Regions from separate parts of the Homo sapiens genome. Here regions 1 and 2 are each linked to region 3. A link is a contact called in ENCODE Hi-C or POLR2A ChIA-PET data. All regions are on one chromosome and are shown on one strand. Each heading gives the region's core, a stretch centred on a gene start or an enhancer-like site at or near the end of the contact. The rest is flanking DNA. Distances are from core to core; before and after follow the strand shown.

The links. Hi-C counts contacts between places; a loop is a spot of excess contacts on that map. ChIA-PET counts read pairs that join two places held with the same protein, here RNA polymerase II (POLR2A). Pooled maps may share reads with other maps.
Region 1: a pooled map shows a loop between it and region 3 (3-fold over the local background). The contact joins two enhancer-like sites. A Hi-C loop is called at or near these places in 2 of 50 pooled maps. POLR2A ChIA-PET finds 5 or more read pairs at or near these places in 2 of 52 experiments (Caco-2 and activated CD4-positive, alpha-beta T cell).
Region 2: a loop to region 3 is called in a pooled map, with 4 times the contacts of the local background. The contact joins two enhancer-like sites. A Hi-C loop is called at or near these places in 1 of 168 maps with a recorded cell type or tissue (naive thymus-derived CD4-positive, alpha-beta T cell) and 7 of 50 pooled maps. POLR2A ChIA-PET finds 5 or more read pairs at or near these places in 3 of 52 experiments (CD4-positive, alpha-beta T cell, H1 and IMR-90).

The regions. Positions count from the first base shown.
Region 1 is chr6:208,134-211,326 of GRCh38, reverse strand. No RefSeq gene overlaps it. Among named protein-coding and RNA genes, the nearest start is that of LINC03066, 4.2 kb to the right of the region's middle. RefSeq lists enhancers at 1,056-1,255, 2,067-2,116. Within about 2 kb of position 1,751, at least 2 of the 41 ENCODE cell types and tissues checked have a DNase peak (open chromatin) inside an H3K27ac peak, as active enhancers do.
Region 2 is chr6:434,250-437,567 of GRCh38, reverse strand. No RefSeq gene overlaps it. Among named protein-coding and RNA genes, the nearest start is that of IRF4, 44 kb to the right of the region's middle. RefSeq lists silencers at 593-793, 2,658-2,822 and an enhancer at 2,596-2,825. Within about 2 kb of position 1,412, at least 3 of the 41 ENCODE cell types and tissues checked have a DNase peak (open chromatin) inside an H3K27ac peak, as active enhancers do.
Region 3 is chr6:709,436-712,732 of GRCh38, reverse strand. No RefSeq gene overlaps it. Among named protein-coding and RNA genes, the nearest start is that of EXOC2, 18 kb to the right of the region's middle. RefSeq lists a silencer at 3,278-3,297. Within about 2 kb of position 1,317, at least 35 of the 41 ENCODE cell types and tissues checked have a DNase peak (open chromatin) inside an H3K27ac peak, as active enhancers do.

The sequences.
Region 1 (3,193 bases), core at 502-3,001, 500 kb after region 3:
AGTTGCTGTCACCATTCAAGAAAGCCATTGCCTTAGGGACCTTGCAGATTTCACCATGAAATAGGTAAATATGAACTCATCTCCACGTCTTTCCCACTGACGCAGTAGCCCGCGCTCCTGGCCCTAGAATGAAATACGACCCACGGATGCTGAGTGCCCCTGTCTGTGTACAGCCTGAGCGGAGCCACAAATACACTCTGTCTTCAGCAATCCATCTGAAATCAAGGAGAGAGGACCAAGATGTGGGAAATAATTAAACAAAGTGCAAAGAAAATAAACAGCAGGAGCAGCTTGGGCTAGCTGCGGGTGGTCATTCCAGAGGGCGTGCAGCCCTGGAGCTGGCAGAATGGGATTCAGAAGGATGGAGAAGGGCAGGAGGACTACACCATGGTGGAATGGCCAGGGCTGCTGAGGGGAGAGGGCCGCAGCTGAGGGAACAATGCCTTTGGCCTCCGCGTGGTGTGAAGGTGAGCATGGCCATGCAAGTGCTGCAACAGCAACAAATCCTGTGTCACTGCATTATTAAATAGTACTCATTTTCACTAACGGAGGAAAGAGGAACACACTGGTTAATTCCCTATGTTGTGTTCCAGGGAGCTGGGCACAGCTGGCATCATATCATCAGGAGACTCTCCACACATTCCAGGCACTTAGAGAAATGGGAAACGGCGCAGGGTGGGTGGAGAAAAGGAGAAACGAACATGTTCAAAGGATCCGCTCACTTTTCTATATCGCTAACAGGTCAAGCCATTTGTTTGAGCAGAGGCATTTTGGGGTCTATGATAAGCAGAGTGAGGGCCCGAGTTGAAGACAGTGGGAGACTGAGGGAGGAGAGGAAGGGCATCTTAAGGCAGGGGGCCCCCGGGCCAGGGCCCCCCAGGGAAAGCCTGGGCAGTGTGTGACTCGGCCTCTGAGCCGTCCACTGCGAGAGCCTCTCAGCTGAATCCTTGATATTTTGCAACACACGTAATATCATGGCCAATGGTCTGAGGGTGTGGGATTCACTCAAGCTGGGGGTGACTTCCACATTTGGGTGTGTGTAGAGGATGAGGACAGACTGGGAGCCAAGACCCCAGGAAGTCTGTCATGCAGGGAGCACAGGTGTGGGCACCTCGGCCCCTGAGGGTCCCTCCCGACATCTGGAGTATAAGGAACCCAGCATGAAACAAACCTCAGGAACCAGGGAGACCTTGGCCGCACTTGGGCCTTCAATACATGAATGTGGAAGAGCCTCGTACCATTCAATTATTACTCACATGAAGCAACTGCTGCGCTGTCGTTGCTGTTTTTGCTTGTACCTGTCCCGCCCCTCCCCCAGCAAAGTCAGTTAGAAGCAGACGCTGCTCAGTAACCAGTGGTACTTTCATTATTGATGGCTTGGTTTCATGCTATCTGTGATCTCCTTCCCTTTCTCTTTTTACTGATCTCACCGGTATTTGAAAATTGGTACACGATGTAGCTGACTACACCGTAGTCAATTTTTTGATTTCCCCATCCACCAAGAAACGCTCCCTTACGGGTCAAAAAGCAATTCCCCGGCTCTCTTCCCTTTTCCTGCGCACCGGCAGGCAGCCTTTCCTGCTGGTCCCAGTGCTTCTCGGAGGGCACCATCACGCGCCGCCCTGGCCTCGCCCACGCAGGGCTCTGGAACGGCCCTGTGGCTGAGGCCAAGGGCACCCCTCCAATGCCCACTGCCCTGCTGATATCCCCGACACCGCCCACCTCTCCACCTTCCACGCTGCTCCGCCCTCCTCCGCCACACACACTCCAAACCTGCAGTATTCTGAGAAACGCTGATTCACGTGTCAATGGGGGGTATAGGAAGAGAGATGAAGATAGTCAAGTTTCCATTCTCAAAATTCTCAAAATTCAAAGGAAAACACCATTGAGGTAGCTTATGATTATTGGCACCTTACAGACTGGGAAACTGAGGCTCCTTCTGCCAAGGACGAGGGGCAGGAGGAACCAAAGGTCTGCAGAGAAGACAGAAAGCTGCCAGCGCCTCTCCAGGGCCTTGATGGGGAGCTGGTGCTCGGCCCCAGCAGCCCTGGGGCAATCTCTAAAGCAGAGAAAGAGAGGTGCTTCATGAAGAGGTCTTGGGCTTTCTTTAGAATTCAGCCCTTCCCCTTTCTTCTTCCTAGGGGACTCCCAGCATAGTTTACCCTGGGAGCCCTGACTGTGTTGCAACGGGCTCAGGGTAGAGACCCGGTGACATGGAACCAGCCAGGCAGCAACCTATGCCTGCAAGTGAGTGTGGAGAAGAAGGAGGTGCAGGATCTGCCGCAAGGAGGGGCGCTCAGCATCAGTCTTGTGAAGTCATCAGTGTGCTCCGCTGTCCATGTAGCAGCAGTTACACCAGCCAAAGAGAGAAACAAAGTCAGGGCATGTGTACGTGCCCCGGTGCCCTTTTGGTTTCCGTTAGGCACCTTGCTCAATTTCCTGATAAACAAAACAGAGCCATCTGTGACTCTTCCAGCACACCTCCACTTTTAGGGAATTTTTAGGGATTTTAGGTCCCAGAGAGGAGAAACAGAACAGGGGAAGAAGTGCCCGATCGGTGTTAGGGGCCATGGTTCGAGGTCCTGCTTGTGTGACCTTCAGCAAGTTACCTTCCCTGTTTGCTTCCATTTCCACACCTGTGCAACAGGGCTGCGCTCTGTCTGAGAGACTAGAGGGTCACGTCGGATCATGAATAGCGTTTGGAACTGCTAAACACGCATTCAGTAATCTCATTTGTCAAGGATGGGAGCTCAGACCACAGGGCCTGTCTGAGACACAGCTGGGAAGTTTTTTTCTAGTTTCCCTTTTCTGAAAATCTGCTCCCACTCGGTGGTTTCTCCTGCCTACCACTGGCACCCAGCGTCTGGATATGTTGCCTACTGCACTGCCTACCAAGAACGCGTCAACGTTATCCCCATGTTGTGTGAGAGCAGGAAAAGAGGGTCTCCATCTTCGAGCTGAAGAGTCTTTCCCAGAGTGGATGTGCAGCCACCACCTGCCCAGGGGGTATTTTCCCAGAGCATCATTTCTACTCTACAAAGAATTTTAAATTTTGTGGGGTTTATTTTGTTTGTTTGTTTGTTTGTTTTTTGAGATGAAGTCTTGTTCTGTTGCCCAGGCTGGAGTGCAGTGGTGTGATCTCGGCTCACTGCAACCTCCGCCTACTGGGTTCAAGTGATTCTCCTGCCTCAGC
Region 2 (3,318 bases), core at 163-2,662, 280 kb after region 3:
TTCAGTTTGGGAAGATGAAAACGTCCTAGAGAAGGATGATGGTGATGGTTGCACAACCATGAAAAGGTGCTTGGTGCCACCGACCTCTGCACGTAAAAATGGTTAAAATGGTGCATTTTTATATTATGTGTACATAAAAAAATTGATGTTGGTGCTTCCTTCATCTTTCTATTCCCTGCACCTAGCTGAGACCCCTGGTGCTCTCTCCTGGACTCATTCCAGAGCAGAATGAAACACATTCTCTTGAACATTCACAGTTGTTTCCAGTGAAATTGATTTAGGGAAACAGCCAGATATTACTCAGAGTCCAGTCAGCAGGCGTTGTTTGGTTCAGCACTTGTATGTGGTGGCAAATGGATGCGACTGTTTGCCTGTGAATCCCAGAAACAGAAACTTAGATCTGTGACCACCACACAATGCGTGCCCAGATAGCAGCACAGCTGGCGCAGCAGGCGTCTCCTGGGCCTGGAGCTGGGCACGGAGGCCAAAGGATGTGGACTTTCCATGGGAGCTTCCCAGCTCATGAATGAGATGAGGCTTGGCCTGTCCTGGGAGGGAACTGCGCTGAAGGACGGAACTCAAGAGGATGCCACACGGCGAGGGCAGTGTCACGGCTGCTGATGCGCTGCCCCTGCCAACGCCTCAGAGGAGCCCCTGGACTCGAAATCCTGCCTCTGCAGCTCTGTAGGCCTCCGTCGGTCTATTAATACCTCAACTGATAAAGAAACATTTCTTTCCCATTCCAACACATCCTAATCAAAAACAAATGAGACCAGCTTGCTGGCGGATTGCCTTGTGTTCAGTTCATGCCGGTGGCTCAGACCAGGGAACTGGGGGAAACCACAGTGTTTCTAATAACTGAAGAACTGTGTTTGACCTGGGCGTTTTCCCCGTGAAAGCTGAGTTGATCAAGCCCGCAGAGATGAAAACTGGGCGTCGGTGGAGAGATGAGTCACAGCGCTCCGTCCCTCACGGTGGCCCTCCTGCTGCCCTTCGTGGGCTGCTGCCTCTTCTTGTGTCTTCCTCCACTGCTCAGCTTGCCCATAGGGGTCTCAGGCACCGCAAGGCCGCTTTGTAAAGAATGGATGGAGCATGCACACACAGTGCCCGGCATATTCCTGCTGGGCCGCAGGGTACTGAGCTCCTTCCCTGTACTACTTCCCAGCTCTGCAGTTAGGGTTCTTCTCATTGGAATGGTAAAATGTTTATCCCAAGTGTATGTCATCCAAATGCTCAGTGAAAATAGTCCACCTGAGTTAACCTCTGTCCCCCAAAATGCCACCTTGTATCTCTGATAGAATTCTTGCTCCCTTCCTTTGAGAAGTGGAGCCAGGGGTGGCAGTCCTAGCCCCGTTACCGTGCATTTAATTTTTAAGCACATCTAGCTGAGTCATCCGTGACATCCCAAGCTATTTGTTGGTGCCTGAGAATACAGAATGAGTAAGATGCCGCTCCAGGCCCAGGTGAGAAGTGACACCGTGCTGGCAGCCTTCACAGCCCTCGCTCGCTCTCGGCGCCTCCTCAGCCTTGGTGGCCACTCTGGCTGTGCTTGAGGAGCCCTTCGGCTCGCCGCTGCACTGTGGGAGCCCCTTTCTGGGCTGGCCAAGGCCAGAGCCGGCTCCCTCAGCTTGCGCGGGGAGGTGTGGAAGGAGAGGCGCAGGCGGGAACCCGGACTGTGCGCGGCGCTTGCGGGCCAGCGCGAGTTCCGGGTGGGCGTGGGCTCGGGGGGCCCCGCACTCGGAGTGGCCAGTTGGCCCGCAAGTCCCGGGCAGTGACGGGCTTAGCACCTGGGCCAGCAGCTGCTGTACTCGATTTCTCGCCGGACCTTAGCAGCCTCTCCGCAGGGTAGGGCTCGGGACCTGCAACCAGTCATGCCTGAGCCTCTCCCCAATCCCAGCGGTGGGCTCCTGCACAGCCCGAGCCTCCCGGAGGAGCCCCGCTCCCTGCTCCAGGGCGCCAGTCCCATCGACCGCCCAAGGGCTAAGGAGCGCGGGCGCACAGCACGGAACTGGCAGGCAGCTCCACCTACGGCCTCTCTGAAGGATCCAGTGGGTGAAACCAGCTGGGCTCCTGAGTCTAGTGGGGACTTAGAGAACCTTTATGTCTAGCTAACGGATTGTGAATATACCAATCGGCACTCTGTATCTAGCTCAAGGTTTGTAAATGCACCAATCAGCACTCTGTGTCTAGCTCAGGGTTTATAAATACACCAATCGGCATGCTGTATCTAGCTAATCTAGTGGGGACCTGGAGAACTTTTGTTTCTAGCTCAGGGATTGTAAACGCATCAATCAGCACCCTGTCAAAATGGGCCAATCAGCTCTCTGTAAAATGGACCAATCAGCAGGATATGGCGGGGGAGGAGCAGGGAGAGAGAGCCAGGTAAGGGAATAAAAGCAGGCTGCAGGAACCAAAAGTGGTAACTCACTCGGGGTTGGTTCCACATAGTAGGAAGTTTGTGCTTTCTTTCTTTGCAATAAGTTTTGCTGCTGCTGAGTGTTTGGGTCCCTACTGCTTTTATGAGCTGTAACACTCACCACAAAGGTCTGCAGCTTCATTCCTGAAGTCAGTAAGATCACAAACCCACCAGAGGCACTGCCTTAAGAGCTGTAACGCTCACTGTGAAGGTCTGAAGCTTCATTCTTGAGCCGGCGAAACTGAACTCACCAGAAGAAAGAAACTGGAAACAGGAACATCACTTTTAAGAACTGTGACACTCCTCGCGAGGGTTTGTGGTTTCGTTCTAGAAGTCAGTGATAACCAGGAACCCGCCAATTCTGGACACACAGGTGGAGGGAGGATGCCTGTGTGCCTCCAGGGACTGAGCTGCATCCTAAAATCATGGGCTCCATTGTTCCACAATCTCTGAGAAAGCCTGGGGGCGGGAGGGCCTAAGGAAAATGACCATAGGACTTTGTTTAGCATTCTTGTGTTCAGTGCTGGGGGTGCCTGGCCATAGCTGGAAAACACTTCGCTCCTGCTGTTTTGAAACTTCCCTTGTGCCAAGACAGAAATGCCAAGGGAAGAAAAAACATGAAGCGTGTGGTCCCAGACACAGAAGCCATGTCCATCCCCTCCTCTCTCCCTCCTGTTCCATCCCATGGCTGGTTTTCGTGGCCCTGGGCCCTCGTTCCAGACCTACAGGTACTTGCTGTTCCTCACCTAGGGAACATGCTGTGAAAGGAAACGGGATTATAGGAAAATGAAAGAGAAGGTAGCGAAGATGCTGGCAAGTCAAAAATGTATCAGTGTCTGGGATGGCCTGTGGGGATCAGTGCCTCCCTTTGTCCCGGCAGAGTCGCAGTAGCAGGGCTGAAG
Region 3 (3,297 bases), core at 68-2,567:
TAGCAAAGACTTGGAACCAACCCAAATGTCCAACAACGATAGACTGGATTAAGAAAATGTGGCACATATACACCATGGAATACTATGCAGCCATAAAAAATGATGAGTTCATGTCCTTTGTAGGGACATGGATGAAATTGGAAATCATCATTCTCAGTAAACTATCGCAAGGACAAAAAACCAAACACCGCATGTTCTCACTCATAGATGGGAATTGAACAATGAGAACACATGGACACAGGAAGGGGAACATCACACTCTGGGGACTGTTGTGGGGTGGGGGGAGGGGGGAGGGATAGCCTTAGGAGATATACCTAATGCTAGATGACGAGTTAATGGGTGCAGCGCACCAGCATGGCACATGTATACATATGTAACTAACCTGCACATTGTGCACATGTACCCTAAAACTTAAAGTATAATAATAATTTAAAAAAAGAAAAAAAAAAGAAACTATTGCAAATGGAAAGAGACTTTTTTTTTCTGTTCCTTGCTTTGTATTGGAAAGCTAGGTAAAGAACACACTCCCAAACCATTAGAATTCAATGACAGGAAATGCTGTAGTATTGCACAAAATGAAATTCCTGATTTTACTGTGAAAAGGAAATGATACCCTTTTCAACCTAACAAAAGAGTTGATTTGCCAAGAAAATGGGCTCAACTGGAAGAAGCTGACTAAGAAGAAATACACAGTCAGTGCTTTTGTTCCCATTCATTCTACCTTTGCAGATAAGAATTTTTAAAAAATCTCTCCTATGATTCCCACAAATACACAGCATTGCTATTTGAAAAATAACAAAGCACAATTTGAGTTTCATATTTGCTGTTTGGCTGGAGTGATGGCTATTCATCTTCTCTTTACCCAGGCCATTGTTCCTGCCCACATAATCACAGCTTGAAGAGCTCGCTTGTGAGTTCCTTCCTTTGCAACTGTGGTCCACACTAGCTACTCAATTAGTTCATTTCTTGGTTGTAAGAATAAATAGAATGTGTACATTTCCTTCTTGTTTACCAATGCAACCTGAAGGGGATCCAAAAATTTGGCCTGGCTTGAGAAGTAAAAAAGGTTTAGGCTCACAACAGATAAAACGTATCCCAAGCCGGGACACCACGGTGCTGCGGAAAAACCCACCCTTGATTTTCCCCTCGTCTTGTCTTCAGTTCAGCATGATGAGCTGGAAAGCTGCAAACGCTGTAGTGATGATCTGAGAAGTGAAACAGAAAGCAAGTGAGGGGAAGCAGGAGTCTGTACACATGTGCCCTGAAGAATCCTTTGCTTTCGTCTTTCCTTTTTCGGCTTTAAGTGCTCCCGTCACACCAGTGATTCGAACATTTCAGAGAAACACAACGGAGGGAAGGAGCCCGGCCCTGCCTTGTCAGCGCCCTGGAAGACCTGGCTTCCTCCCTGACACTCACTCTGGGGAGGGAAGACACCCGTGCGCCTCGCTCCCTCGTGGCCAGTGGCTTCCCCGGTGGGCTAGGGCGTGTCAGCAGGGCGTGCCCACCGAGGGAGCAACAGCGATTCCCAGGCCTAACGCTTTTCAAATCAAAAGCGCCTGACGCTTTTTACAACCGAGCAGAATAGGGCTGTTCCAGGTGGCTGACGCTTCCCGTGGCGGGGAGGGGGTTATGGAGAACGTGGATGAAGCTCATCGTGTAAGACGGGAAATGCCACTGGAAGTGAGCGTCCCTGCACCAGGCCGCGTCCCGCCCAGAGTGAGGCACGGCCGCCCCCTCGCTCAGAACCTGCAGCCCGGCCGGGCTGATGCGGGAAGCCGGCCCCGCCTGTGAGCGCGCAGTTCTCCCTGGAGACGGGCCACCCTCACCCTGTGCCTGCGTCCCCTCCCAGCCCTCGTCCCTGCTCTCTACCCACGACCCGGCCTGGGGTGCCTCGGACGGATCTCCTGCCATTTCCTGCATTCTGCAGGAGCACTCATTGAAAATTTGGGTGGCCTTGCTTATTTATTTTCCTGGAATGCAGTGGGTTCTATTTCCGTGGTATTTTCTCAGCAGTGCAGCGTTTCCATTTCAAACTACAAGAAGAAGAAGAAAAGCCAGTCCCCGTCAGCACGCAAACACACAACAGAAAAAAACGTCCCGGGTTTGACTCGCAGTCCTGCCTTTATAAATTGTAACTAAATATAAGCCACCAGAGTTGCCTGCTTTTGTCATGAGACTAAAAAGACAAGTTTACTTCTTCAGGGAAAAGGGGAAAACACAGTGATGTGCTCAGTTGCTGTGAAAAGCAAAAGACAAATCAGAGGTAATATAAAAAGTTATTTGGTACCATGGAACAATTGATGCCGAGTGTCTAAAATCATCATAAAATGGACTGAATCTAAATTTTGGTCAGATTAATATAAAAAAACTAAAATTAAAAAAGAGCTTGCTTCATCACTGTAGCACTGGGGCTTCACACAAATTTCAAAATGTGCGTGTTACACTAGCATTGTTAGGAATATGAAGGTTGACGGTGAAATATTTTATTTTCTCAAGATGCTATACCACGTCGCTCTAATAATCTACCACCGCTATAAATTTTGTATTGCCTACCATTCACAGAAGGCTCTATTTCAATGGATTCATGTAAAAACACAATTTTGGCAAAAATTAAATTTATATACCTGGCTTAGATAATTTACACCTTAAAACTGACTTTTGATTTCATGTTGGATGTATGCATCTTTAATTTCTAAACTAATGTAGAGAGAATAAATTGTTAAAATCTGATGCATTTTGCATGATACATATTTTTAAAAAGATTTAGAATGGTTGAAAATATGTACACGTTTGGTAGACTTAGTTATCAAAGACGGTTACTTTTATTCAATACCCTGAAAGTGTGTCCATTGAAAGGCAAATACATTTCCATTTTTCTGTCTTTAAAATGAGACTGAACTTAGGTCATTTTCTTAATCTTGAGAGCTACTTTCTCTTGGTTTATATGCATTTCTGCTATTGGTGTAACTGATGAGCATGGTAATTGCACATCAATTTACCTTGAAACGGAAAATGATAAGAACTTTCTGTGGAGCAAAAGGTGGCCATGTCTGTGAGCTGAAAGTAAAAGCTAGAAAAACATTTGATCTCTCATGTGGGCAACTGATTTAAGAAAGAAAAGAAACTTCATCTGTACATATTAATCAAAAAATTAATGGTATAAATTTGCTATTTTTCATTACTTTTTATAAATTGGTGATAGCACTAAACTGTCAATCAAATTTTATCTTTACATTTAACAAAACATGTAAAGGTATCTGACTTCTTGGCTGAAATAACTTATTAATGCCTTACTGT